7 separate regions of the Mus musculus genome follow, and all the other regions are linked to region 1. A link is a loop called in an ENCODE intact Hi-C map of the cell type or tissue named here. Cell type or tissue: heart. All regions are shown on one strand. Region 1 holds the start of Taf11 (TATA-box binding protein associated factor 11). Region 2 holds the start of Snrpc (U1 small nuclear ribonucleoprotein C). Region 3 holds the start of Uhrf1bp1 (UHRF1 (ICBP90) binding protein 1). Region 4 holds the start of Tcp11 (t-complex protein 11). Region 5 overlaps Scube3 (signal peptide, CUB domain, EGF-like 3). Region 6 overlaps Anks1 (ankyrin repeat and SAM domain containing 1). Region 7 overlaps Scube3 (signal peptide, CUB domain, EGF-like 3).

What was found. Hi-C counts contacts between places; a loop is a spot of excess contacts. Peaks named below come from ENCODE experiments on the same cell type or tissue, not always from the same donor. Only the 100,000 strongest peaks of a DNase experiment are listed, where the experiment ranks them.
Region 2: it touches region 1 in a loop (8-fold over the local background); 20 of 42 quality-filtered maps call a loop at or near these places.
Region 3: a loop joins it to region 1, with 2.0 times the contacts of the local background. A loop is called at or near these places in 19 of 42 quality-filtered maps.
Region 4: a loop joins it to region 1, with 7 times the contacts of the local background. A loop is called at or near these places in 20 of 42 quality-filtered maps.
Region 5: it touches region 1 in a loop (2.8-fold over the local background); 5 of 42 quality-filtered maps call a loop at or near these places.
Region 6: a loop joins it to region 1, with 3 times the contacts of the local background. A loop is called at or near these places in 9 of 42 quality-filtered maps.
Region 7: it touches region 1 in a loop (2.4-fold over the local background); 5 of 42 quality-filtered maps call a loop at or near these places.

The regions. Positions count from the first base shown.
Region 1 is chr17:27,906,832-27,910,831 of GRCm38, forward strand. Taf11 (TATA-box binding protein associated factor 11) reads right to left here and starts at 913. Exons shown (of 5, transcript NM_001379368.1): 1 at 670-913. The coding sequence starts at 840. Anks1 (ankyrin repeat and SAM domain containing 1) reads left to right here and starts at 2,475. Exons shown (of 25, transcript NM_181413.4): 1 at 2,475-2,815. The coding sequence starts at 2,631. In heart, CTCF peaks have their summits at 879 and 2,059 (motif pointing right); DNase peaks (open chromatin) are centred at 880, 2,490 and 3,380; H3K4me3 peaks cover 4,000 bases; H3K27ac peaks cover 3,420 bases.
Region 2 is chr17:27,838,287-27,842,286 of GRCm38, forward strand. Snrpc (U1 small nuclear ribonucleoprotein C) reads left to right here and starts at 1,801. Exons shown (of 6, transcript NM_011432.2): 1 at 1,801-1,883; 2 at 2,178-2,220; 3 at 3,984-4,000. The coding sequence starts at 1,876. In heart, a CTCF peak has its summit at 1,828; a DNase peak (open chromatin) is centred at 1,785; H3K4me3 peaks cover 2,008 bases; H3K27ac peaks cover 1,239 bases.
Region 3 is chr17:27,855,044-27,859,043 of GRCm38, forward strand. It overlaps Uhrf1bp1 (UHRF1 (ICBP90) binding protein 1), which reads left to right and starts at 1,464. Exons shown (of 21, transcript NM_001080769.1): 1 at 1,464-1,751. The coding sequence starts at 1,708. In heart, a CTCF peak has its summit at 1,765; DNase peaks (open chromatin) are centred at 1,428 and 2,108; H3K4me3 peaks cover 2,979 bases; H3K27ac peaks cover 2,671 bases.
Region 4 is chr17:28,077,773-28,081,772 of GRCm38, forward strand. It overlaps Tcp11 (t-complex protein 11), which reads right to left and starts at 2,867. Exons shown (of 10, transcript NM_001085555.1): 1 at 2,803-2,867; 2 at 2,387-2,533; 3 at 214-286. The coding sequence starts at 2,507. In heart, CTCF peaks have their summits at 2,020 and 3,809 (motif pointing right); DNase peaks (open chromatin) are centred at 2,029 and 2,859; H3K4me3 peaks cover 1,562 bases; H3K27ac peaks cover 1,219 bases.
Region 5 is chr17:28,170,206-28,174,205 of GRCm38, forward strand. Scube3 (signal peptide, CUB domain, EGF-like 3) reads left to right here. Exons shown (of 22, transcript NM_001004366.2): 22 at 991-4,000. The coding sequence ends at 1,140. Among named protein-coding and RNA genes, the nearest start is that of Zfp523, 5.0 kb to the right of the region's middle. In heart, no CTCF peak of the experiment used is centred here; no DNase peak of the experiment used is centred here; H3K27ac peaks cover 1,064 bases; H3K27me3 peaks cover 373 bases.
Region 6 is chr17:27,967,304-27,971,303 of GRCm38, forward strand. The region is part of intron 1 of Anks1 (ankyrin repeat and SAM domain containing 1); the gene reads left to right. Among named protein-coding and RNA genes, the nearest start is that of Gm35290, 38 kb to the right of the region's middle. In heart, a CTCF peak has its summit at 2,193; DNase peaks (open chromatin) are centred at 369, 868, 1,308 and 2,308; H3K27ac peaks cover 1,474 bases.
Region 7 is chr17:28,162,130-28,166,129 of GRCm38, forward strand. Scube3 (signal peptide, CUB domain, EGF-like 3) reads left to right here. Exons shown (of 22, transcript NM_001004366.2): 8 at 187-309; 9 at 825-941; 10 at 1,603-1,728; 11 at 1,916-2,032; 12 at 2,169-2,273; 13 at 2,545-2,661; 14 at 2,934-3,092; 15 at 3,298-3,513; 16 at 3,858-4,000. Among named protein-coding and RNA genes, the nearest start is that of Zfp523, 13 kb to the right of the region's middle. In heart, a CTCF peak has its summit at 1,748 (motif pointing left); a DNase peak (open chromatin) is centred at 1,752; H3K27ac peaks cover 452 bases; H3K27me3 peaks cover 3,404 bases.

The DNA of each region.
Region 1 (4,000 bases):
TTTAAAATGAAAGGTATGTCGGGAAGTGGTGGCACATGCCTTTGATACTAACACTTGGAAGTCAGAGGCAAGGGGATCTCTGAATTCGAAGCCAGTGTGGTCTATAGAACCTGAGTTCCAGGTTAGCCAGGGCTACCCTGTCTCGAAGGAGGAGGAGGAAGAAGAGGAAGAAGGGGAAGAAGAGAAGGAGAAGGAGGAGGAGAAAGAAGAAGGAGGAGGAGGAGAAGAAAGAAAGAGAGGGAGAGAGAGAAAGAGAGAAAGGAAGGAAGGAATTCATATTTAAACTCATACAGAAATATGGAGAGGGGGAGAGAAGGCATTATCTATCTGACAGCCTTTCTAACTTACTTTCCACTATTGATCTACGCGTGTTTCTAACCTTTGTGCTTCAGATTTTCAAATTTATTTGTCCTTAACCATTTTCTCCTCGTCTTTTATCTTCTTGTCTCCTCCACCTTCCTCCTCAGCCTTCCCCCAAAAGGAGCTGGAGTACAAGCAGGCCTGAATAGGGCTCTAACAGCACCTACACCTTCCCGTTCCCTCTCCTGCCCCTCAAGGTTGCAGACTCACAAACAGTCGTGGGGGAATTCTAGTTCCCTGGCTTTGGAAGAAAGCAGTCAGGAGCGCACCCGGGTAGTCCTGCAGCGTTATCCACCAACTTCCACCTACCTCGCTTTCCTCCGCCGCGGCTTCTTTCAAGTCCGCGTCTCCATCCCTGTCGGTTTCCTCCGGGATTCCCTCAGTGTCGGCTGCCACCAAAGCCCCAGGAGTAGCCCTCGTCTCCTCTGACTCCCCTGGCTCCCCGCCTTTGTCTGTGGGCGACTCCCCGAGGTTGTCCATCGCGAGAGCAGGGGGTCAGAGGCGATGGCAGCACCGCCGGGAGAAGGAGCTGTGGAGCGGAGCTGGAGCTGAGGGCTCGTCGTCGCGCCGCGATGACGTCACGCCCACGGATCCTGGGAGGGGTCACTTCCAGAAGCGCGTTGGTTGCCCAGGGGATTCATATAAACGGAATTTGTTTTAATGTGAAAGAAATGTAGAAGTCTAGATCCTCCGCTTCAGGGCAGAAGCGTTTTTGAAAGAGCGTAATTCGTTTCCCGAGAGACTTCTTTTTCCTTCTTTTTCTTCTCCTTCCTGGGAATGTAATGCCAATTAACCCTTCTTTAACTTTACTCCTTCAGCCCAAAGTCGGGGAACAGGGAGAGAACTCGGTCCCGCTGCTTGTTGTTGCCGTGGACTGAGCAGCTTCCGGCAGCGACCTAACCTCGGATTTCCCAAAGAACTAAGACCACCGGCTTGTGTCCACCAGGGAAGTTTCCCTTCTGTTTCGCAAGCATCTCTAACGCCAACAGAAAGTATCCAATGGTTTCATTTAACACTTCAAATATTGGCCACCTGCCTCGCGTCAGAACAGGCTAGTGTTGTGAGGGAAAAACAGAAAAAAAAAAAAAAGTCATCCTTTCCCAATTACATTTCCCTCCTTAGTCCACCAATATTAAAAATTGGAAATGGTTCCCCAAATCTGACTTTTAAAATGTCTCTCATGACAACTAAGAGAAAGAAGGTCTCTTCTGACTTTTTCTGAAGAGTTAGTAGGATGGAGTGCGAGGATAGTGTCTGTTAAGAGTTCTTACATTTTTTTTTCATGTGTATGGGTGTTTTGCATGTAAGTCTGAGCTCCACATGCGTTCGTGGTACCCTGGGAGGCCAGCAAAAGGTGTTACATCCGCTGGAGCTGGAGTTACAGACTGCTGTGAGGCGCCACAAGTGATGGGAATCAAACCTAGATTCTCTGGCAGAGCAACCAGTGCTCTTAACAGGGAACCACCTCTCCAGCCACCCCCGTACTCCCTCCCCCCCCCCCACCTTTTTTTTTCTGGAGAGAGGGTCTCACTATGTAGCCTTGGCTAGCCCGTAACTTGCTTTGTAGATCAGGCTGACCTTAAACTCACAGCGATGCAGCCAGCGGCTTCTGCTTCTCGACTGCTGGGACAAATGGCAGTTGCCACAATGCCAGTCTAACTGCAGAAGTAAAACTCTCAGGTCTTCCCTCCAGGAGGCACCAGAGGGAGGGATTTTTCAAGTCTGGTTCTAGATCTCCGCGCCTATCCCGTATTGAATCTATGCGTTTTGAATGGAGTTGAAAACAGAGGTACGCGTTACCCCCTTTTCTTTTGTTTCTACGGTGCCAGGAACAATGACCGCATTTCCAGTGCCATGAGGTCCCAAACCTTTGGGAAGGCGAGCAGTTCGGGAAGCTCCTGCAGGCGTGCCGCCTCCGATCTCCGCCACCTGGCGAATGGGCGGGTCCGCTAGGCGTAGACCGCGCCTGCGCCAGGCTCGGCTCCGCACACCGAGGCTCCCCTCCGCCAAGCGGGCTCACCTGCACGGCGGCGCCGAGCCCCGCCCACTAGGTGGGCAAGGGGGCGGGGCGCGGGGGCGCGGTGACGCGTGACGCCGGATCCCGGAAGTGACGCGCCGCCAGGGAGTGGGGGAGGCCGAGGAGGCGGGGGGAGAGGGGGTGGCGTCCCCGGCCGGTTTGAGGGGTGCGTTGCCCGGAGACGGAAAGTTTCGGAGCCGGAGCAGGCTCTGCAAGGCTCCGGGTTGAGGTCCGAGGGGTGGCGGTCCTGGGGATGGGGAAGGAGCAGGAGCTGCTGGAGGCGGCCCGCACCGGGCACCTCCCGGCCGTGGAGAAGCTGCTGTCCGGGAAGCGGCTCTCCTCCGGCTTCGGCGGCGGCGGCGGCGGCTCAGGCAGCGGCGGCGGCTCCGGGGGCGGCGGCCTCGGTTCTTCTAGCCACCCGCTCTCCAGTCTGCTGAGGTGAGTGCGCGCGCCGGGGCTCGCAGCCTGGACTGCGAGGGCTCCCCCGAGAGGTCACGGTTCCTGGGGCGCGCGCGGCGCAGGCCGGGCTCTCGTGTCTGGCGTCGCCGCTGCGGAGAATGGGGGGAGTGCCCAGGTGGCAGCCCGCGCCGCATGGCACAGCTCGGCGTCACCCTCGCCCGCCGTGAGGTGCCAGCTGTCGCTTCTCACAAAAGCCGCTTCAGAGCAGACCGAATTCGCGGAATCCCTCTCACATCCTGCAGGGACTCCCACGCCGTGCAGAGCCTCGCGACTCCCCTAGAGCACATTCTCGGCTTCCTTCCCCAACGAGCTTAGAACGTTCCACCGGGCTGTGCGGAACCCGGCTTTTGTTTGTTTTTAAAATTGCTTCTGCATTGATCACGCACGAGGTGTTCAGACTTTGAGCCCCTCTTGCGCCTGAAGCTCAGTTTGTCGTTGTCACTTTGGCTGGGTTCGTCCAAGTGGCATCTGCTCATTTCCCCCCTGAGACTTAATCGGAAAGAAACCAAGGCTTGCTCAGGGAGCTGAGGTGCGTTCAACTTTCTGAGATCTTTTAGACACTTGAATCCCGGGCTGCAAGGCTTCGGGAGGGAGGGGTCACTCTTTGTAGCTTACAAGAGGGAGGGAGGATTAGAATGCTCTGTCAGAGTGCATAAAATGTGTTGGTTCAGCAATGCTTTCTTAGCTGTTTTCTTTTCCTTCCTTGTTTTGAGGCTTTTGAGAAGTGGAAGTTCATTTAGAAGTGGTTTTCTTAGCTTCTGTTCCTTATAGGTTCATGCACTTTCAGTTTGAGTGAGTTTGGAGAGCTTGGACCCAGGAAGCCCACCGCTTTAATAAACAGTTATTCAGTACTGAGTCTCAACCCATATTTTTTTTTTTTCAGGAAGATTTTAAAAAGCACGATCCTTTGGGGGAAGAAAACCCCAATTCTGTTGGCTGCACCCAGTGTCTTGAACAATACTGGCTTATAGGTGGTACTCAAGATTTGTTGAATAGATTTGTTGAAAATTACTGATTGTAGAATGATCTCTGTGTGCGTGTGCATGCATGCATGCAAGCCTGCATGGTGAAGGCTTGACATTTGGTGTCTTGCTCAACTGCTCTCCATCTTCTTTGAGACTGTCTCTTACCAAACCTGGAATTTGCTGATTCTGCTCCACAGGC
Region 2 (4,000 bases), 69 kb before region 1:
TCTAGAGACTGTCCATAAGTTCTGTGACTCTAGAGAACCCTGACTAATACAGCCACCACGCCCGGCTTTAATTTATTTTTTGAGACAGGGTTTGTCTGTGTATTCCTGATTGTTCTGGACCTCACTCTGTACATCAGCCTGACCTCAATCAGAGATCTGCCTGCCTCTGCCTCCTGAGTGCTACGATTAACCACCCCGCCAAAGGTCTAGGTTATTTAAGGAACTAATAAGGACCAAAGTTATCTGAAGGTGACAATGAAAATCACTGCTTTCAAGTGATATCACATTTGAATTGAATTTTGCAAACCAGCCTAGGGATAGTAACTTTTCTGACTCTCTCTCTCTCTCTCTCTCTCTCTCTCTCCCTGCCCCCCCAAGTGTGTGTGTGTGTGTGTGTGTGTGTGTGAGAGAGAGAGAGAGAGAGAGAGACAGCAGTATGACTCCTCCCTCCTCTCTCATTCTTTGGAGTTCAAGTTAAAAGGCAATCCACTTTGTTTGAGAGAACAGACTCTAAGTTTGACCTGTTAGTTGGCAATGTACTGCTAACAACGTCTATAGAATCACTACCATTTATGGTGGCCTAAGTGCATAGACCTTTCGCTAAATGCCCTATGAGCTTTACATTTAAATTTTTTTTATATTTTGTTTTATTTTAGACAAGGTTTCCCTGTGTAGCCCTGGCTGTCCTGGAACTCACTCTGTAGACCAGGCTGGCCTTGAACTCAGAAATCTGCCTGCCTCTGCCTCCCAAGTGCTGGGATTAAAGGCGTGCGCCACCACTGCCCGGCTTAAATTCATTTTTGTATTATTGTATGTATATGGGTGTTTAGTTTGTAAGTGCACCATGTATGTGCCTAGTGCTGGGAGTGGATTAAAAAAGATCCATCAGACACCCTGAGACTTGAGCTGCAGACAGGTGGGAGTCACCACGGGGGAGTGTTGGTGATCGAACTTAGATTGTTCCAAGAGCAACAAATGCTTAATCGCTACACCAATTCTCCAGCTACTTTCCAGCATTTTTACATTTGATTCTTCCTTAAACTGCACAAGTTATTACCTTTACTTTTCAGATAAGGAAACTGAAGCTCAGAGAGAGTAAATTGCACAGCTAGGAAGGAAGCAGGGAGACAGGGTTTAAAACTTGAGACCCGCCCCACTCACCCAGGAGTGTGTCCCTACAATTCACGTCTGTCTTAATTGCTCAAATACAATGATCAATTTCTCAGTGATCGTCTTCTACATTTTCTTTGTCTTCCTTGATGTTCAGCTGCGCTCTTCCCCGCTTCATTTCCCCAGCATAGGACTTTGATCCCTCAGCCACTGATCGATTTCAGCTTACTGCTAATCAGGTCTTGGAGAATGAGAACTTTTACCTGATTTGGTTCTGCCTTTTTCACTTCTCATTTACAGAAGAGCTGGGTACATACTAGAGCAGTGGTCGTGACACCTTTTGCGGGTCGAACAACCCGTTCACAGGTTTCTCCTAAGACCATCAGAAAACACCGATAATTTGCATTACTAGTCATACGAGTGGCAAAATTACAGTTATGAAATAGCGACAAGAATAATTTCTGGTTGGGGGGGTCACCACAATTTGAGAAGCTGGATTAATGATTCGCAGCGTAGGAACTGCTGACTCAGGGTTTTGGAACCTTTTGTTGATAGTACTAAATTACGCACTTCCTAGACGGAGTAACTAATCCTGAATAAGTGAGCGCGGATTGAACCTCAGAGGCACCCACAGCATCCGTAGGGCAGAGGCCGGAAGCGGAAGTCCTACCCCTCCTGTCTGCATCCTTTGCTCGCGTCGGCGCAGCCTGTGTGCGTCAGTTCCTGGCGGCGGGGATCGGGGTAGCCAACGGCTTGTGGAGCATCATGCCCAAGTGAGTGTGGCCCTGGGAGCAAGCGGACTTGCGGTGGTCAGTTGGGTCCTGGTGAAGGTGCAGGGCGGCGGCCTCGGGTTCTGGACGTTCCGAGGGGAAGGCGAGCCCCTCCGAGGGATGGCGGGTGGAGACCCAGGCTCTCCGGCCATCCTGGCAGAGTGGGCGCGGACCCTCGCTCAGAAGCCTCGCATTCTGTCAGGACGCTTTGTTTGACTTACAATCCGAGGAAGTTGGGTTTTGGGTCTGTTTGTTTGGACAGCTGTTAATTGCTGACGTTTTCTTTTGTCATTTCAGGTTTTATTGTGACTACTGTGATACGTATCTTACCCACGATTCTGTAAGTGGCGGGTCTTTTTTATAATCCTAAAACGCCTTGTATGCAAAATTCTTTTTCTTTAGGTCCAGGTGTGTGCATTACAGTCTCCTGGAAATTTTATGACAACCTTTCTTAGAAAGTAATTAGGAAGCGGGTGTTTTTTCCCACCCTTTTTGTGAGGTCTTTGCAATTTGAAGGTATTTGCAGAATGATAAAACTTTAAGCAAGCTTGAAGATGGAAAGCATTTGCGTATACAGAAACTGCATGTACCTGTAATGTCAATACTTGAGAGGCTGAGCCAGGAAGATGGCAAATTCCAGGTCAGTTAAGGATACATATTGAGACCTTGTCAAAATAACTCGCCCCACCCTCCAAAAAAAGCCCAACAAAACAAAAAACAAACAAACCAGGAGTGTGTTCCTACAAACTTGCAGATTTGATTATGTCACATTATTCAAATGCCTGGTTAAAATGGAAAGAAATGTCTTAGTGTACAGCTCCATTCTCAGCTCCTGTGAGAACCTCATTAACTATTGATCATCAGGAGGAATAACTGAGATATGTGATTAGTGTTGCCCCGTGTGTAGCAGCCACAAGGCCCAGCAACAAAGTTAGGGCCTGGCGCCTGTCTTCCTAGTACACTGAGATGGAGCATTGCTGTGAGTTTAAGGCTATGGTGGGAGACCCTACCTCAAAAAAAAGCAAATCAAAACAACCTTTAGCAACAACAAAATTTGGTTTTTATGGTTTTAATAGTTTTAAATAATCTATTTATCTGCCCCCCCCCCCCCCAATCTCCTGAGGAAACAAGACAGATCTTCTGGAATAATTTGTAAACCAGGCTGACTTCGAACTCACAGAGAGCTGCTTGCTTTCTGCCTTCTGAGTGCACGGAGTAAAGTTATGTGCCACCACTTCCTTGGCTTATTTATTTTTGGAAAGGGTTTCATTATGTAGCCCTGGGTGGCCTAGAACTTATGTAGAACAGGCTGTCCTGCTGCCTCCATGCCTGGGATTCAAGGCCTGCATCACTCCGACCAGCCTATAGTACTGTATTCTCCTAATAGTGTGGCTTAAATATATTTAAGCTGCTGTTTTCCCATGAGAAACATGAGGACGCTGGGCGTGGTGGCGCACGCCTTTAATCCCAGCACTTGGGAGGCAGAGGCAGACGGATTTCTGAGTTCGAGGCCAGCCTGGTCTACAAAGTGAGTTCCAGGACAGCCAGGGCTATACAGAGAAACCCTGTCTCGAAAAACCAAAAAAAAAAAAAAAAAAAGAGAAACATGAGGACATTGAAATAGTACCAGGATTCAGATCAGCCATACGCATGCTTTTTCTTAAAGTAGCAAACTGTTTTAGATTTGTAAATATGGAGTCTTTATAATACTAAAAAGTCTTTATAATACTAAAAGTCATTGTAGACAGAAGCCATAGACAGTAAATAAATGAAGCTGCCAGGCAGATGTATAACCCAGTTGGTAGAGCACATGCCTAAACTACAGAAGCTCTGAGTTCTGTTCCTGGTACTGAGTAGTGAGGGAGGCCAAGAGGCAAGGATCTATGTGTCTGCCAGTGCTCAAAAGCAAATGTTTGATGGGTAGGCCCCAGTATGCTGGCCTCTGGGATAGTTTGTAAGTCCAGGAAAGATGTGTACTGAAGGCAGTGTATAAAAGGTATTTCAGTGTCTTAGCTAGGCTTCCCACCCAGAGGCAAAGCGGGAAACCTTTTTAGTTTGGTGATTTTTTTTCTCTGTGTTGGCCATGACCTTTCTGTTTTCCAGCCATCTGTGAGGAAGAC
Region 3 (4,000 bases), 52 kb before region 1:
CCAGGTGTGGTGTGAACAGCCACATTTTTTGGCGCTCAGGAGGCAGAGACAGGAGGATGGCTGCCACTTTGGCCACATCCTGGTCTATCTACATAGCAATCCCTGGGCCATCTAGGGCTATATCTGGATACCTTGTCTCAATCTCAACCAAGAGTAAACTTTTTTTTGGTGGTTTTTCGAGACAGGGGTTCTCTTTGTAGCCCTGGCTGTCCTGGAACTCACTTTGTAGACCAGGCTGGCCTCAAACTCAGAAATCCGCCTGCCTTTGCCTCCAGAGTGCTGGGATTAAAGGCTTGCGCCACCACGCTGGGCTCCAAGAGTAAACTTAAAAGACCTGGGGACTGGAGAGATGGCTCCCTGCTAAGTGCTGCTCTAGAGGGCTTAGGTGCAGTGCTCAGCACCCACACCAAGTGGCTCACAACTACTTGTAACTCCAGTGCCAAAGAATCTGACAGCTTCTGGTCTCTGTGGGCACATGACATTCACACTCACATAGGAATGCACAGATAAATAAAAACACTCCGTCTTTGGGGGGCGGTGCGTCTGAGTGGAGTACTTACCTCATTTGCTTGATGTAATTAATTCCTACTCCCGCCAAACTTACCAAGAAAGCAAAACCACACGAAATAGCGAGAATTAAAGACATTGGCTCTCATTTCCATTGCTCCCTTTTCAAAAGGCAGTTAAGTATATTGAGTCATGTACTAATGATCAATAGACATTTAAATTTCCTAAAGGGGGCTTTAAGCAAAGTATGTTGGTTAGGTTTGCTGTGGTTGTTCGGCGTTTTGACCTCAGCAGTTTGTCAGAATGGTGCATTGGGAAATGAGATCCTGCACTGAGCCATTGTCATGCATGGAAACAGGATTCAGCCCTTGCCCCAGTTTTGTAGCTTTGGTCAGATGGTATCTGAGTATCTCCTGGATACAGTGAAGAGTGGAAGGAGCCTCCATCTGTGTTTAATGGAGTGGCCCAAGGCTTGGCGAGCACTTTATCACGGAGGCCTTATGTATTTAGCAGCTTAATAACTGCAGATATTTTTCTTGAAACTGGAAGCATTAAAGGTTAGATTTCTTGGGTCTTTTTTTTTTTTTGTGGTTTTTCGAGACAGCGTTTCTCTGTATAGCCCTGGCTGTCATGGAACTCACTTTGTAGACCAGGCTGGCCTCGAACTCAGAAGAGACAAGGTCTCTTAATGTAACCCTGTCTTGGTAGTCCCCATGTAGACAGGGTTGGTCTCAAGGTCCTATATTTGCTTGCCTCTGGCTCTGGAGAGTTCGGAGTAAAGGCGAATGCCACCATCTACCTTCTGGAAGAGTGAGCCCCGCCTCTGAGCGTGTAAGCCCCGCCCCGCGCAGTTGCCCCGCCCCCTATGCCTCTGAGCTCCCGCCGCCCCGCCCCTCATCCCTTGCGCCTGTGCCGCCGCGCGCGTCCCCGCCCCTCGCCGTGCGCTCTCGCCACGGGGATCCCGGAGGGTGGCGTGCGGTCTGGGTTCTGCTCCGCGGGATCCTGCGGCGCCGCACGGGCGGGTGGGAACGCGGCGGAACTCCTGGCGCTGAGTTAGGGGCGACAGAGAGCCATGGCGGCCACTGTGGCTACGGCAGCCGGTGCCCGCGCCGCGGCGAGGTGAGAGGACGCCTCTTTTCCACAACTGAGGAGGCCACGGCTGCCCGTCTGCCTGCATTCCACGCGGGCCCGGGCTGCAGCATGGCCGGGATCATTAAGAAGCAGATCTTGAAGCATCTGTCCCGGTGAGAGCGCCACCCCGCGTACTCGGTCCTTTTCCGAGCCCTCCGACCTCCCTCCGGCCGCTCTGGGCGAGCGGCTCCCTGCAGGCGCGATTCAACTCTTGCGGGCCGTTGTCGGCGCTGCATTACTCCCTCGCCCGGGCCACCTTCCTCCCCACCCCCGTCGCCGCCTCCTTCCTCGGCGCGGGTCACCCAGCCCTTTCCTGGCCGTACCTTCCAGACCCGCACGGAACCTGGCAGGCCAGCCCTGGAGGCCTCTTCCCGCCTGCCGAGCCGCCCAGCGCCGGTTCATTTCTGGCTTTGCCGCTCCGTGCTGGATTACCCAGGTCCCCTTCGATTGCAGCGCCGACGCCGGCTTTCTCCTTCTGTGAGGCGAGCTCCTCCTCTTCTGTCTGACCCTGTTGCATCACTCTTGAAAAGATATAAACCCTTCACCCGAGGCTGGTCGTCCTTTCGGACCTCCCTCCTTTCTGGGTCCGCTTTCTTCTCCGTACACAGACGGATTGGAGAAAGGTCAGCGGAGGTGGGGGATAAAGTTTCAGCAGCCTTCCCTTTAAGATGCCATGGAGGTTTGTTTGACAGCCAGTGTCCACTTGTGCTTTGTGGCCTCCTGTTAAGCTGTCCTGTCGCTCTGTATTTGGGGCATGACGGGTTAGCTGGCAAGACACTTTTCAGCTATATCTGAAGGACTCCTGGTCTCTGCGTGATGATGCAGCTTGTTAGAATGGGTGGCTGCGAAAATTGGGAGCTAGCTTTGCAGTTGGTTTTCGCTGCTTATTCTAGCTTGGTGATGGTTGTTAATTTAGGTTGTCTCAGAGGCTCTAGTGATCCAGAGTTTGGCAGCACAGTGACTAGTGGTTTTCAAGAGGTGTGTGTGAGTGTTGCCAGTCAACATGGAACACCAGGGCTTGTGTGAGCCTCTGTCCCTGACGTGGTGTCCCCCGTTGCCTGGCTGACATTGGCTTATGTGATCTTAGACATTTATTAGCTAGATTCAGATACCTTGTTTGATTAACTGTTATGTGCATGACTGAAGGGCCGGCTCCTGGAGTCTGGGCACTTCCTCTTCAACGTTTATCTCTTTCAAACTAGATAGTAGTAGTAGATACGTCAAAGACTATCTAGGCTGCTGTGGTGCACACACCCCCGAGGTCCTAGCATTTGGAGGCTGAGGTAGGAGGAGTGGGGTTTTAAGGCCAGCCTACAGTAGAGTTCCCAGCCAACTTGGACCATGTGGTGAGACAGTGATAAATTAGAAGACTCCATGTGTTTTTATATTGAAAGATTTATTTAAGAGCCTCACAGAGCGCCCAGTAGGACACCGGGCATTTTGGGGGTTACAACTTGTGTGGCTAATTGTTCTTATTGGGTATGTGTGTGTTGTTTTGTGTGCGTTCAGAGAGGTGCAGAAGTGCCACAGTGTGCTAGTGGAGGTTGCAGGGCAACTCTGGGGAGTCATTGTCTAGTTCCACTTTCACAATGTGTTCTGGGGATCAAACCCAGGTCATCAGACTTGTGAGGCAAACACTTTGCCCTGTTGAGCCTTTCTGCTGACCTTTTCTTTGTCTCTTGCTGTCTGTCTGTCTGTCTGTCTGTCTGTCTGTCTGTCGGTCGGTCCTTCTGTCTCTCTCTTGAGGCAGTGCCTCCCTTACTTTGTAGCTGGAGTTACTGTGCTTCCTGCCTTAGCCTCCTGAGTGCTGGAGTGGTTGGCAGTGGACACCATGCCTGGCTTTAGGCAATTTTTCTATAGCAGTTTGTGTGGGGGTGACGAGGGCACACATCTGAATGTCTCTCAGAGCGTCCTGGAATAAGTGAAGGACCCTTGCTGTAGTCCGATGCCTCCCTCTACTCCCACTCTCCTCCTCTTTTTTTTTTCTTTCCATCCCTCCCTCCTTCCCCCCTTCCTTCCTTTTGAGACAAGGTCTCAGTATGTGTAGTCTTGGTGTCCTGAAACTTGTATCTAGACCAGGCTGGTCTCAAAGTCCCGGAGATTCTCCAGCCTCTGCCCCCTAAGTGCTGGGGTTAAAGGCGTATGACTGGCGTCTACCCCGCTCTTGACGGAGGAAGCAAGCTTAGCAAAGCTAAGTGACTTTTCCAGAAGATAAAGGCACAGACAGAACCAGCTTCCTTACTCTGGAGCTTCCCCTGTGTGCCCTGTACCTCCAGTGAGCATACAATGGTAATGAGACACCCTGGAGCCTTTGTTTTTGTTTTTTGTTTTTGTTTTTTAAGACAGGGTGTCATGTAACCTG
Region 4 (4,000 bases), 170 kb after region 1:
CTGTTTCCCAAGTGCTGAGATTACAGGTGTGAGCGTGCCGAGTTTATTTTTAATATTTATCTGTTTATTGGTGAGGGCACATGTAATTAAACTCAGGTTGTCAGGCCTGGCAACAAGTGTCAGCCCACAGAGTCACCTCCCCAGCCCCCAGAATCCTTCGGTGCTGAATAACGACATCAGGAAGTCACATACAGAAACTGTAAAAGCCAATACCTGCTTGAAGATAAACTCCTTTCTTCCAACTGACAATCAAGCTTGGAAGCGTCATGGACTCTCTCCGTCATACCTGTAATTAGAAGAAGTTCTGGTGGACAGTTATCAACCCACACATGTCTGAATCTCCTCAGGGTCACTCGTCTGAAGGCCCCCGGGGTTATATCTGAGTCCACTCAGCCAGTCACTTGTACTTCCCCAAGGGCGTGCTAGAAATGCTCAGGGCAGTCCAACACAGTGAAGGCTAAAGTTCAGGCAGGCACAAAATGAAGCGGATTCAAAGATAAAGCTGTCAGGGCTGGAGAGATGGCTCAGCGGTTAAGAGCACTGTCTGCTCTTCCAGAGGTCCTGAGTTCAATTCCCAGCAACCACATGGTGGCTCACAGCCATCTACGATGGGATCTGATGCCCTCTTTTGGTGTGTCAATGATAGTGTGCTCGTATACATAAAATAATCAAGAAGGTTATTAGTATTGCACACCAGTTTGCATTGGGAGGCTCGAGGAAGGTTCCCTCCTTCTACCTTCTCATGGCTGCCTGGGCATCGGCTCAGTCATCAGGTTGGTGGGGTCGGGGGAGCTTAGCTGCTGAGCTGCCTCACAGGCCTGAAAAGGCACAATGTTTTGTTTTGTTTTGTTTTGTTTTGTTTGTTTTTCGAGACAGGGTTTCTCTGTGTAGCCCTGACTGTCCTGAAACTCACTCTGTAGACCAGGCTGGCCTCAAACTCAGAAGTCTGCCTGCCTCTGCCTCCCAAGTGCTGGGATTAAAGGCTTGTGCCACCACTGCCCGGCAAAAGAAAATAACTGTAGAGATCCCATAGGACAGCACTGTCTTTCTCAGAAGGAAACATGACAGAAGTATTTAGAGTCATGCCTGTATCCTCAGACAGTAAGGAAAAAGGAAAAAAACACACACACACAGAGAAAATTAAAAATGGAGGAAGTCTCTGGGTTTTACGTTTCAACAAATTGAAAATATTTCATGGTGAGAAAATTGACTGGACTTTGATAGAAAATCTAGAGTCCTTGGCTGGGTTATAAAAGCATAAACTACAGGCTGGACAGATGGCCAAGTGGTTAAGCCACTTGCTGCCCTTTCCTAAGAGCTGGGTTACCCTTGGCTCACAAGCATCTGTAACTCCAGTTTCAGGGCGCCCGACATCTCTTCTGGCCCTGAACACACACGGTGCACAGACATACCTGTAGACAAAACACCCACTCACACAAAGAAAAATAAACCTTTTTATAAAAACAAAGGTGACCGGACCCTGCTCTTCCCAGCATCTGTGCAGTCCTTCATTATCCCAGCCGAAATGGCTGGCATGACACAATCAGATCCGTAAACAAATCCGAGGTGAAAGGAAACCTTCAAAGCTACAGCCACTCCTCAAGAAACTCTCCAACTGCAAGAAGCAGCCAGTTCCGCCCAGAGCACTCCGGAACAAGGAGGGCTTAAAGAGTAGAGATTTAAGTGTGGCTACAATTCTTAAAAATTCAGATTGCCCCCCTAAAAAAAGAAAACTGCAACACAACAAAGCCAACGTGTTATACACAGTTCCAAATTTTTACAAAAGGAATTTGATTGTATACTCAGGAGTCACTGTACCTATGGATGCAACAGCCATTGTAAGAACTGTTTCCAAACCAGCAGCACCAGCACGCCCTGACCTTGAACCCCACAGGCCAGGTTCCTATTTGGATACACAACCCCAGCCCGAACCCAACCCACCCCACCCCACCCCTCCGGGTACACCTGGATCTTGTCTCAAGTCACAGCGTTAAGCAGCAGCGACCCCGCGTGGCCACAGAGGAGAGACTAACTGTCCAGCGTCACAGGAAATCCATGGCAACGCTTGTGCGGGAGCATTTGAAACGAGGGGGAGGGAGGTCCGGACCTGCAGTCCCCGCACTTGGGGGACCCTGCCTCAAGCAGATACCTAGCCTGTGCGAGCTCGGGGTCCCGCCGAGGTGGCCCTTTCCCGGGGATGGCGGAAGCGGTGCCCCACGCGTGACCGAGGGGAGCTTCGCTCGGGCGGAGGGCTGGGGACACCGGGAGGTCGGGCCAGTCCGCAGTCCTCCGTGGCCCACGGGACCTCGTGGCGCCGTCTTTACCCCGCGCCCCTGCGCGGACCCTGGGGTGAGGGCGGCCGTGCTCGGGCGACGGTTGAACCTACACGATCGGTGCCCCTGGGCGCTGCTCGCGCTCTCCCGGGTGTTTCCCCCGCGGGATTCACGGGAGGCGCTCTCTGCCGCGCCGGGCTCCTTCCGGGCCGCCCTCTCTTTCACGTCTGGCATCCTGGTGATGGTGGTGGTGGTGGTATCTGTGTGGTGACAAATGTTGGGGGCTCGTCAGGGCCAGGGGGGACCAGAGCTGGCGCAGGAAGAAACTGAGGCCGCAGCCCCGACGGACGCCCCTCCCCTTACCCCTCTCCATCCCTCACCACCCCTTGTCTCTCCCTCTCAGTATGCCTCTTCCCCTCACCTCCTCTTCCCCTCTCCCTTCCCCTCTTTCATCCCTTCCCCTCCGTGGCTCACCTCCGCCCTCCCCCTCCACTTTCTCCCTCCCCTTCCCTCTCTCCACTCAGCTCACTTCCTTCTCTGCCGGCCCGCCCGCTCTGGCTGGCTGGGCGGCACGGGGTGCGGGTGGGCTAAACCACTTGGGGGGATGAGGCAGGGGCGGCGTGGCTGGGTGGAGCCACTGAGCCCCACGTCGATGCTGTCACACACTCCACATCCCCACCCTGCGAACTGAGCAGGAGTGGGAACGCCCGGTGTTGCCAAACAAACAGCTTAGGTGTCCTGGCAACGAGGCGCGAGGCGCGTGGCAGCCCTCCCCACCAGCATCGCGACCCGCCACCGACCATCTGCCGCCACCTTGGGTGAGACCGAGACTGGGGCAGGACGGTCATCCCTATTGATTCCAAGTGTCAGGATCTGGGGCTTAGGGGTAGCCTGCAGAGCATGCACAGGGGTGCTAGCCTCGAACTGCTGACCCTACAGCCTCTGCCTGAGTGCTGGGGTCACCCGTGTGAGCCACCACCAAGGGTTCATGTAGTGCTGGGCATGGAAGGGACCTCATAGGCTGAGCTCCATTTCCAGATTCTTAAAAAAAATGGAGGGTGAGGCCTGGAGAGATGGCTCAGCTGTTAGGACCACTGGCTTTCTTCCAGAGGACCAGGGTTCGATTCCCAGCACCAACATGATGGATCTCGGCCATCTGCCACTCCAGTTCCTCGGGATCATACTTCCTATATTTACATATATTTACATACACGCAGGCAAAATACCCATACATATAAAATTGTCTTGTTTTACATATAACATTCTCTTGTGTTTTTTGCTTTTTTCCCAAGACAAAGAAAGTTTCTCTATGCTGCCCCAGCAGTCAGGGAACTCTTCTGTAGACCAGGCTGGCCTCAAACTCAGATCTTCCTGCCTCTGCAGGGATTAAAGTCTTTTAAATACCCACGCCTTGGGTTTGGGGAGAGAACATGGAGAGGGTGTTTTTCCCTCATATTCTTTCTGGCCTCTTAATTACTCTGACTTGAAGTCATCATAAAACCTATGCAAATGCATCCCATCCATGCAGTACCCCAGGCGTTCAGAAGAGGGCGTGCGATCCCCCGGAAATGGCTGTACCGCCTGATGCCGCTGCTTTGCTTGCCAATCCCTGACTTTGGAAAACCTGAAAGTAACGGTGCAGGCCTGTCACCCTAGCTACTGGGGAGACTGAGGCAAGAGGACAGACTGGCCAAGGCCTGCTTGGACTACACAGTTCCAGGACAGAC
Region 5 (4,000 bases), 260 kb after region 1:
ACAGGAAATGAAAACCAGAGAGCAGAAAATGGGTTCCAAACATGAAGCAGACTAACTGAGCGCCCCACTGTGGCTGCCGTGAGGAGGGAACGCTATGGTGGGCCAAGGATAGAAACACAGAGATCAATCCCAGGCCCAGTGGCTCACACCTCTCGGACTAGTTATTCAAAAGGCTGAGGCAGGAGGATGGTGTGTTGTGGGTCAGTTGGAGCTACAAAGCAAGTCCAAAGCCAGTTTGAGCAACTTAGAGAGACTCTATCTCAAGTAACAAGAGTGCTCAATAATAGAATTGCTATTGCAGAGTAATAGGGTATAATAGAATTCGATTATAGCAATAATAAAATTGCTGACACTGGAGTGGCCTAGGTGCTGGAGAGTTGGCTCAGTAGTTAAGAACATCTGTTACTTCTTGCAGAGGAACTGGGCTCAGTTCCCAGTGCCCACACAGTGACTCATAACCATCCATAACTCCAGTTCCAGGGAATCTAACACAATTCTGACCTCCTCAAGCACCAGGCATGCATGTGGTGCACACACATACACACAGGTGAAATTCACATAAAATAAGTAAATCTAGGAGGAAAACAAAAGAAGAATACTAGGCTATTGTGTCTGAGGGCCTAGTATCACAAAGGAAAGGAATAGACCAGCCATTGGAATAGCCCAGGTGAGAGTTTATGGTGGTGTCACTCCGCGTGGCAGCTGTGGGCTGGCAAGCTGCTCAGACAGATGCTGGGCATACGCTGAAGGCAGAGTCAACAGCTGGCTGTAGCTGAGACACTACGGAGTCAAGGATGCCCCACAGGCCCAGCCTGAGCAGCGGAGGCCTAGACCTGTGGCTAACTGAGCTTTGGGGTTCCAAAGGAGCAGGGGGAGGCCCTCTGAGCATGCTCAGTGTGAGCTGCTGTTAGACAGGAAGAGGGGCTGCTGAGTATTCCTCTCCCCCACATGCCACTGAAGCTGACAACTGCCACCTGCCATCTCCTGCAGGACAAGAAGCTTATCAAGGCCTTCTTTGAGGTCCTGGCCCACCCTCAAAACTACTTCAAGTACACAGAGAAACACAAGGAGATGCTGCCAAAATCCTTCATCAAGCTACTGCGCTCCAAAGTCTCCAGCTTCCTGAGGCCTTACAAATAGTGCCTGTGGGCCCGAGACCCAGTTCAGAGCTCCCACCTCCCTGGCCCTCAGAGTTGGCACCCCAACCTCAGACAAGAAACTGTCTCTCTTGAAGGAGAGATATCACCACACCAGGCGCTCTCCCTTTCGGCCTTTCTAGTTACCTTGTCTTCGTTCTGTCTCTCTCCTGGAAGTCATTCAGTGCGTCTCTGTTCCCCCCAGAGGTGAAGGAATAGACACCCTCTATTCCTCTGCCGTTATAGCATGGTGCCTTGCTAGCCAGGAGCCAAAACACCCCCTCCACAGCCCCCGTGCTCCCCAGAGTGGGTCTTCACAGCCCAGAGTCCTGCCAAAGAAGCCTTGGACATAGCAGCTTTGTGCCAGCATCAGGCTGCTGGGGCACAGAGTTTAAGCCCGGGGTGCCCACACAGTTGGCGTTCTCATCTGTAGAGCTTGCTCTCATCTGGCCGGGGCTGACTCCATAGGGTTTACAAGTGATCCATACCAATGGGATAGCAAACCCCTGCCGGGTAAGGGCGAGGAGCAGGCAGGGGCCCTGGACATATAAAGCTCTCAGATAGCTCTGCAGGACAGAAAGCGGGTTTTTAAAACATTGCCCAAAACAGAAAGAAAGAAAATGTGTCACCTAAAGGAACTTCCTACAGAACAAGTGGAAGCCAGCCTCAAACACTAACCCTTTTCTTGCCAGTACCCCCCGCCCCCGGCCGTGCCCTCACCCCACCTAAGGGCTCCCTGGGGGAGGCCTACCCACCCCCTGGTAAGCGCTGTCCTTAAAGAAGCTGGGCTGTTGACTTTCCAAGCCTAGACCTTGCTCCACGGGTGTTTTCCCTTGTAGCCCCAGGTGGCTTGTGGGTTCCACCAAAGAGGACCCCACTCTGCAGCCAGCCTGGAGCTACCTACCTCTAGCCTCGGGCTGTGGGCAGCAGGAGGAACAAGTGTGAGTGCCCTTGGCAAGCCGCCTGTCCACCCTCTCCACATCTGAGAAGTGCAATCATTTTGAGTCTTTCTATGTCGTCTAGAGGGAGGGGGGATTGTTTTTTTGTTTGTTTCTTTTTCCTCTCAGAATAACCCTATTTATAGCTGCCTAGGAGAGAGGGGTGTGCTGAGGCTGGAGAAACAGCAGTCTGTCTGTCGGGAGCCTTAAGTGCCGGAGCGGCTCATATGTCTCAGTCCTCCCTGAGGCCACACAGAACTTCAGAGCCCTCAGCAGCGCAGAGCTAGGGCTATCCCTCAGAGGTGCCCCAAGCACAGGAGACTAGCTCTGGTAACTTGATGAAGCAGGAGGAGGAGGCTTCCTGACTGAGCTGATCCTGCCTGCCTTGTGTCTCTCTGTGGATTCATGGTAACAGAAGCAGATGGACTTGGTCAGAATCTTGTGCGAGTAGGGACAACCTGTCTTTCCCTATCTTCATGCTCTCCCCTGACACGGCATGGGAGGGGATCGGGATAAACTCTATGGATGGCCAGCGCAGGCTCCCAAGACAGCCAGAGAGGGCTGGAGCAGCCTGGAATTGGACAGTTCTCCGTGTATGAAGCGGGGGAAGGACAGGAACCAGACGTGTGCCTGAGACCTGCCACCTGCCTCTTGGAGCTGACTTCAAGCCTGATTCAACTACTGTCTTTCAAAAGAAGAATGGTGTCTGTGCCTGAGCCCGGGCTCTGCATATGCTCCACCCTTAACCTAGATGCTGCCTGTAAAGTCTCCAATTGTTCCTTCTTGTTCCCCGAGGCTTAGTCCTGGACATCCACCAATGACTCCTCAGGTCCAACTTTAGGTAACTGCCAAGAGATTCAACTATCAAATAGTCTGATCCCCACACACACCAGCCAGCAGCAGGCGAAGCTCGCTTCCTGGATGCCTTAGCCAACACGGTGGGGGTGAGGGTCGGGTGGGGTCAGAGAGCTATTGCAAAGCTGTTGAATGGTTTCATGCAAGAGGGGCGAATGGGCATTTAGTGGGTCCCCAGAAGTGCCATAGAACAGCCTGAGTCACGAGTCCTTTCTCCCTAACATTTTGCCAGCTCCTGGAAAGCCACAAAGTGAGAGTGCCTCCCAATGTATGCCTTTAGGGCGTGGCTTCTCCGCACTCCCCCACCCCACCCCCCAACCCCCATCTCACCATACATACACGGACACTTCCTCTAATCATTTGTTCTATGGCTGATGGGGCAGCACATGAGATCTATCGTACGGAGAGAGTAGGCCACTAGACTTAGCTGATATCAAGATGGATGGAGGAGATCAAGCAAGGGCTTTCTACTGCCAACCAAGTTGGCAGCAAGGAATCCAGGCAGAGCTGTTACGAACTTACAGGGGATATTGGCCCTGAGCGCCTCACTCTGGGAGCTGAGTGGGCTGAAGGAGGAGTTAAGAACTCAGGGACTTTCTAGGACTGCACAGGTTAGACAAAAGAGGTTTCCAGGAGAAGGGGGGATGGGAAGATGGTGTGAACAGGAACCCTTCGTGAGCTGACCTAGAAGCTTCTCTGTGGGCTATGGTGCTTACGAGGTCATGTAACCCCGGCGCCTCATCCATCCCAGTGCAAGACCTGCTGTGAACTGAGTCCCAGCGTGGGAAGCCATTTCCACATGTGCTCCAAGCACGGAGTGACAAATGTCAAGCAGGCCCTGATATCCTCAGCAGCACCTCGGTGCCTCTTTAGCCTCTGCCTCTATTTGTGTCATTGACCCAGCCAGTCCCCAAGCCTGAGGTAATTAGGAGAAAGCCGACCAGAGCCTGGACGTTAGCTGCCCACCCTGTGCCTTCAGTGATCCTTCGAGGACTGCCACTGGCCTCACTACGGTCATTTCCATGTGGAGGTGCCGATGGAGAAGATGGTACAGTCTGGGCTCTGGCTCCT
Region 6 (4,000 bases), 60 kb after region 1:
GCCGAGAAGAGCACCAGGAGTTTCCAGGTAGCCATTGCCCCCCAGAAGCCTGCCTGTCGGTGTGGGGTGGGTCTGCCCTTGGGCCCCCTCCTCTCCTAAGCTGTGTTGGGTATAGGTGTGCAGAGGTGACGTGGGGCACTGTCTTTCTTGCCCATGCAACCAGACTTACATTTCAGTCTTTACTAAAGCTCCTCTAGCCAGGCAGGTAGCAAGTCCTCGGTCCTCTGCTCCCGTCCAGAACAGTGCCCGCCTGCCAGTCCTCTTGTGTCTGCTGTTTTTCCCCTACAGTAGCAGTCACTGCTGTCATGGCCCTCTGTCCCCTCCCTCTCCCTCTTTCTCCTCCTGTGACTCCCAATTTGTGAGGACCGGTGAGACAAGTTCCCTCACTGACCCGGGAGCTCACGGATTGAGCCTGGGTTCCAGGGATCCTGTCTCCCACCTGGGATCAGAGGTGCATGCCACCAGGCCTGGCTTTTGCATGGGTCCTGAGAATCCGAGTTACTCTGGCCTGTTCCACTATCCTTAAAGTTTGGCTTCACTTAGTAGTCTTGGTTCCTGCAGATGTTGCGCTGGTGGTCATTGTTGGATTGTGTCACTGTGGCTGTCACAGTAGTTCATCTGTGGAGCCACTTAGGATACAACAATCCCATTTCTTCTTCACATATAACTTATTAATGACCTCTTGGTTTTCTGAATTTACTTCTAAAACCACGGCTATACTTGTTAAATCCCTTAAGAGTTTCCCTGCGTCCCAGGCAGATTGATGTCACTGTGTCCTGCAGATATTCCCCAGCCGGCTGAGTCCCTGGGCCTGCTTTCCCGGCCACCCATCTTCCCTTTTCTCACCGCCCACGTGTTCTGTAGAACAGTGTGTCCTCCAGTGTTCTTCCTGAGAAGGCGTGGGGGTCAAGTTTGAGATCTTGGGTGTCTAAAAGCACTGTATGGTTTGAGCATTGAGAGTAATGTGTCTCCTGGAGAGGCCAGGCTGAGAGTGAGGTCACCTCAGGAGTTGCTTCTGTGTTTAGTGTTGCCTTCCCATACCCAAGCTTTCCTTGGTGCCCAGGATCCCTGTCTGTCATTTGTAACTGTGTACATCTAAGGCTAAGAAGCTGATTGGACACTGTGCAGAGGCTAGGAGAGCTTGTCAGAGATACTCTGTATCTTGGTACAGGGCAGAAACCCCCCAGATCTGCAGCTCCTGACTGGAGTCATTGTGTCTCCGAAAACTAATCTGGCAGCTTCCTGTTGGTTGTGGAAGGCCAAGTGGGCCATGGGGCAGGATCCGCCCCTTGGAGATGAAGGCTTCTTCTAGGAAGATGACCCAGTGGGTAAAACCCTTGTGTGCAAGGACAGGGACCTGAGTTCCAGTCCCCAGCATCACATCAAATCTGGGAGTGGTGGTGCACACCTGGAACCTGGGGTGCGAAGACAGGCCCTAGGGACTCACTGGCCAAACAGCCCAACTGAACCCGTAAATCCCTGGTCCAATCCATATGAAGAGCAAGAGAGGAAGACCTGCTCTGGGACTCTGGTCTCCCTGTGTGTAACCAAGTACGTGAGCCTGTGCATGCATGCACTCATGTTCACACTAAATGAAGACTTTCATAAGGACCTTTCCAGCTCCTAGCATGCCTTCTGTGCAGGGCCATGCTTCACATGTTAACACATGTGAGCAGCCCCCTGACCAGGACTTGCTGGGCAGACCTCACTCACCAAATGTGATGTGTTGTGTTCACAAAGTCCAATCCAGTCCAATCTGCCCTGCAGACCCTGCTCAGCTTGCAGGTGTGACTGTGCTGTGGGAAACAAGGGCGAAGAAGCTCCGAGGTGAGGTTCAGAGCCAGAGATGGTCCACGCCTTCCTGTACTCCCTTGCCATCTTCAAGGTTTTCAGAGGCCCTGTCTAAATGTAGGTGCTTCCGTGGCATAGGAGAAGGCTGCTTCAACAGCAAACGGCTTTGATACACAGTAGGTTGTGAATCTGGCTCAAGTTTCTGGAAATGTTGAGTGATGAAAGTCTTGAAGCCACCATGTGAGCAAGTGGTTCAAATAGCGTGCCTGCCGCGTAGTAGGAGCAGCTGCTGTGGACAGAGCCTAGACCCCTAACCTAATCCTAAAGCTGTCCCAAGGATGCTAATATGCTAGACTGCTCCAAGGTTGCAGAGAGTCAGCTTAGGTTTATCCTGCTGGTCAGGGCAGGAAGTGCGGCTTAGCAGAACCTCCCGAAACTATGTATAGGAATGTTCTGGACTGTCTTAGAGCCCCGCCCCCACCTCCATTAGACTCGCTGTGTTTGTGGGTGAGCAGCCTTCAGGACTTGCTGCTTGAGGACAGCCGCAGGGAGGAAGACCAGGATTTGTAAATAGCTCTTTTCTTGAGCTGCCAAAAAGGAAGAGCGTTGGGTGGAGAGGATGTGGCTGCCATCCTGTCCAGAGCTAAAATCCAAACAGGGAGATTATAGGTCTATGATCTAGTGGAGTTCATTTGCTTGGTCTGTTCCCTGGACCCCAAAATCTTTAGGTCAGAGAAAAATGGCTGGGGAGGCTGGGGGTGCGCCATGTCCTTGTCAACTGCTGGGGTTTTGAGGGAGTGTGATGCTGGTGTAATCACCGCTGCAGTCCTGCTGGGGGCTGTTGCCCTTGGTATTGTAGGAGGTAGACAGCGCCTGTTGGGTTGCTGAGCTAGCAAGGCTGCTTCATGCTACTTCCCATCTCCCTTATGGCATTTCTGTAAGAACCAAAAGCACTCTGAAGGGGTGCCAAGCGCTGCCTAACTGTTGCTTCCAGTCTCTCATTGACCTGGCTTGTGACTCGCTTTTAGATGCTAATGGGATGTTTTATACTAGACTCCCTTGTAGGAGCCCCCCTCTCTCCTTGATTTTCCACGTCATTTCCTTTCCATCCTCCTGTTATCATCAAGTACACTTAGGCAAGCTGGTTTTGGAAATGGGAGGAGTAGAGGGATCAAGGCTTCATGGTGGACAGGGTCAGCATGTGCTTCAGGCTTACTGTCTGGCCTTCTTCACCTTGTTTGTCAATGACACCAGTGTCAAATCACAGATGTCTCACACTTTCCATTTCCTGTTAACTCACTTAACTGCCAAGTATGGAGCACGTGGAAGTATGAAGTGCATTTCCAGTGTCTCGAAATGTACGTGTTGTAGAAGGACTCACAAAGCTCCTCCCTCCCAGTAACACTTCAGACACTGCATCTGAGTGGATCTGTTCAGTGCTTGTGCCTGGCACATTGCTTTCAGTGAATGGTCCTCCAGATTCGTTTCTTCTGTTGCAAATGATGGGATTTCCCTTCCTTTTCAAGAGTGAGTAATAGTCTACTTTCTTTTCCTGCTCACCAGTTAAAGGACCCTCCTGCCGATTAGCTACTATAACACAGTCCTAAGTGTGGGCATGCTCAACGCTCTCCGGTCATTGCTTTGGGTAGATGTTTGTACAAGGTAGTGGTTGCTGGATCATGGCACACCCGTGTTGCTTTCTGTGAGGCTGAGTTCACATTCCCAACAGCAGTGTCGAGGCCGTGCTTGACGCCCTTAACAGCTCCTACCTTTCGTCTCTTTTGCAGTGACTGTTCTGACAGACACGCAGTAAAGTCAAGTAGGTTTGAGTTTGCATTTCCTTAAGACTTAGTGACACAGGGTAGTTTTTCATCTCCCCATTGACCATTTGTAAGAATAAAATAGCCCGGTATCCCAGCTTCAAGTGGGTGGGAGGCAGAAGCGGAGTGGTCGGGGGTTCAGGTCATTCTGAGCAGTGTGAGGCTCTATCTGTAAAGACGTTTCCCTGTCCTTTGCCCATCTTTAGATCAGCTTGTTTCCTCGCAGTCAGCCGCATCCTCCTGTTTATGTTAGCATTGTCTCAGGTGCAGTGTGCAGGCGCTTTCTCCCTCACCTAGGGTTCTTCTCTGCAGGTTGTTTCCATGGCTGCTCAGGCACCCAGCAGGCTGTTAGGAACACCTCTGCCTCCCTATGTCCGTTCTTCCCGTAA
Region 7 (4,000 bases), 260 kb after region 1:
GACTTGGCTTCAGGAGAGATGGTGTTAGTAATGGCCAGATATCCTAAACAGGGAAGACATGGAGACAGAAGGTGACAGCCAAGTTAAAAGGGCCAAGCCAGGGCCCTCCTTGATTTTCCTTGTCTCTGTGAGGAAGAGATCTGGGCTCCTTTGCCCCTAGCCTTCAATGCTGTCCTTCGTCCCCAGATATAGACGAGTGCCGCTTAAACAACGGGGGCTGTGACCACATCTGCCGCAACACAGTGGGCAGCTTCGAGTGCAGCTGCAAGAAGGGCTACAAGCTTCTCATCAACGAAAGGAGCTGCCAGGGTGAGCCGGCTCCGGCCAAGGGGGCGAGTGTCAGGGATGCTGTATTCCAAGCGTCTCTGTAGGCAGGGCTATGCCGCAGACAGACAACGGTAGTCCTTCCTTCTTGCAGGCCAGCTCCATGCTGAAATACACAGCTTGGCAAGGGGTGAGCAAGCTTTCACCACAATCCAGGTTTTCCCAAGTGTGGCCTGCTGCAACTAGGTTCCACATGCACAGGTTCCAGACCCTGGCAATTCTGGTGGTGCACTTTTAATCCCTGCACTTGGAAGGCAGAGACAGGCAGATCTCTGGGTCTGAGGCCAGCCTGGTGCGTTCCAGGATGGCCAGGGCTATACAGAGAGACCCTGTCTCAGAAAAACAACAAAAGCCCCAAACCCCAGACAAAGGGTACAGAGGGAGTTGTGCGTGCTCAGATCTGGAGTTAGGCCAAGGTCTTTCAGCATCAGAGCCCATCACCTGAGCATGGACCAGGTGCCCCGAGACAGACTCAGTGGTTCGAATCCTTGCTGTTCCAGATATAGATGAGTGCTCCTTCGACCGAACCTGTGACCACATGTGTGTCAACACCCCGGGGAGCTTCCAGTGTCTCTGTCATCGTGGCTACCTTCTATATGGTGTCACTCACTGCGGGGGTAAGCCAGCAAGATCACACCTACACCTGCCTGCTTCCCAGACACCCCAGCCCTCGACTCTTCACACTCCAAATGGCTGTGCTTGTAATGAGAAATCCTTGGATGGTTCTTGTCTACATCCAACAAGATAAAATAGAAGGCACCTTCCAAAGACCAGCTGGGAGACAGGATACCAGAGAGCAGCATCCTGGCAGCAAGATGCTTGAGGGTTTCACGTAGCCCAGGATAGCTGCACACACACACACACACACACACACACACACACACACACACACACAGCCAGTGGTGACCTCGAACTCCAAACCTCCAGCCTTCACTTCTCGAGGGTTGCGATGGCAGGTGGCACAGACTCTGCCTCCTAATTCTACCTTGCATTCCCCATCGCTGTTCCCAGAGACCCACCCTCTCAGTCTCTAGCCCAATGAGACAGTAAGAGAGGAAAGTTCTGAAACCTTGGTCTGGTTGGATTGGCCCCTGCTCAATGGCAACTATGACTGGGGATGTAGAGAAGGGAGAGAACTTTGAGCTCCTCACAGGCCAGAGAACCTTTTACTTTGTTTATGAGAATGTTAACGTGAGACCTACCTTCCTGACAAGATTTGTAAATGCACAGTAATCTCTATAAGGGTACTGGCAATCTGATCTCTGACTCCTCCCACAGATGTGGACGAATGTAGCATCAATAAGGGAGGCTGCCGCTTTGGCTGCATCAACACCCCAGGCAGCTATCAGTGTACCTGCCCAGCAGGCCAGGGCCGCCTTCACTGGAACGGGAAGGATTGCACAGGTGTGTGGCGCCCTCTGCTGGCCAGACATAACAATGCTGTTTCAGGGGAAGGTGTGAGGGGGAGCCTGCTGGGTTTAAAATGTGCAGGTCTCCTTGGGCATGTAACTAGTCCCCCTTTCCGCATTAACTCTCTGAGGGCAGGAAGACAAGGCATGTTCATATTCTCAGACCTTGCTTCCCTTCCTAGAGCCAGTGAAGTGTCAGAGCAGTCTTGGAGCCTCAAAAGCCATGCTTAGCTGCAATCGCTCGGGCAAGAAGGATACTTGTGCCCTGACCTGTCCCTCCCGGGCCCGGTTCTTGCCAGGTATGTGAGAGAGACGGGGTTCTGGGGAGAAGGGAGGGCAGACTGGCTGTTCAGCAGTGCCTCTGTTCCCCCGGGGTTCCTCCAACCATTGGGGGTTGAGAGGTGGGTCAGAGCTGTGATAAGCCCCTTCTTTCAGAGTCAGAGAACGGTTTCACCGTGAGCTGTGGTACCCCGAGCCCTAAAGCTGCTCCAGCCCGAGTGATCCACTCTGGGAACAGCACCGTCTCCAGCTCCTGCCATGGTGAGCACCTGCCCAGAGTCCTCCTCTTCTCTGCCCCCACAGTTCTCCTCATCCCTGGCCGACTCACCCTCTACCTCCCTTGTTACTCTCTAACTCTCCAGCTTTGCTGCCAAGCTCCTCCTATCTTACCCCTCCTATCTGTTACCCTTGGCTTTCCTGATCCCACTCTCTAGCTAAACCTTACTGCTGAGCTCGGAGCCACCTCCCAGAGCAGGCCGTCCCCAGGGTCCCCAGGCCCTGGAGCTGTGCTGAGCTTCTCTTCTCCCTCTAGAGGCTGCAGTGCTGCCAGTCAAGCAGAGAGCCTCCTTCAAGATCAAGGATGCCAAATGTCGCCTGCATCTGCGAAACAAAGGCAAAGCCGAGGAGGCCAGCAGGATCCTGGGGCCAGGTTTGGACCTCCCTCCCTGGCCCCACCAGGCTCTCCCCACCTCTCAGCCCCTCTGCCTAGTTCTGTCATGGATTCACCTGCACCCTGGGCTGTGGATAGAATGGGGAAGCTGTTGTAGGCTAAGGCCCTGGAAGTCCCCGTCATTCCCTCCTACCGAGAAGAGGGTTGGGGGTAGGGATGTCTGGGGCGGATGGAGAAATAGGAGAGTCAGAAGAGAGAACTTGTCTTCAGTGGAAGCTACAGTTCGAGGTTGACACGGCCTCTGTTTCCAGGTAGTGTCCCCTGCTCTGACTGCCTGGTCACTTTCATCCACCTTAAGTGTGACTCTTCTCGGAAGGGCAAGGGCAGGCGGGCCCGGACCCCCCCAGGCAAGGAGGTTACCCGGCTCACCCTGGAATTGGAAGCTGAGGTCAGAGCAGAAGAAACGACAGGTGGGCCTAGGGACATTGTTGGGTGGAGGGCCAAAGAGGAGGGCACATAGCCTGGATCCAAAAGGGACAAGCCAAGGGAAGGGGGCACCTCAACTCTGGGCCTGTGTAATGGCGAGCAGCAAACTCCAGGGCTGCCCCTGTCGGCTGCCTTCTGCTCTGACCTCTCTCTCCTCATTCTCTGACTCGCACAACCATCCATTACCAGCTGGCTGTGGGCTGCCTTGCCTCCGACAGCGGATGGAACGGAGGCTGAAAGGGTCCCTGAAGATGCTCAGAAAGTCCATCAACCAAGACCGGTTCCTGCTGCGTCTGGCAGGCCTTGACTATGAGCTAGCCCACAAGCCAGGCCTGGGAGCTGGGGACCGAGCAGAGCTGGTGGAGGTCTGCCGACCTGGGCAGCACCGAGCAGGCACCAAGTGTGGTAAGGGAGCTTGCCGGGAAGCAAAGGTGTGGGGAGTGGGGGAGGCCCAACTTGGCCCTGGCTCAGAGCAGAACAGGACCCCTTGTCTCAGGTGAAGCTCTCAAAACGTGAGGTGGCGAAGCCCCTCCTGCCCACGGGCCTCCTTTCTCTGGTCCCAGGCTGAACCTCGGACACTAGGCAGGGCCGGCAGTTCTCCTGCACTCAGATTTGACATCCCTATCTCTCCAAGCAGGGTTCTGTTCGTTCCCTAATAGATCTCCCATGGCTGGAGGAGCGGGAAGGGGAGTCTTAGGCCTGGGTGGTGGGAGATGGGGGGGTGGCTAGCGCGGCCGACTCTCCCTCAGTCAGCTGCCCGCAGGGAACGTATTACCACGGCCAGACGGAGCAGTGTGTGCCATGCCCAGCGGGCACCTTCCAGGAGAGGGAAGGGCAGCTCTCCTGCGACCTTTGCCCTGGGAGTGATGCCCATGGGCCTCTTGGAGCCACC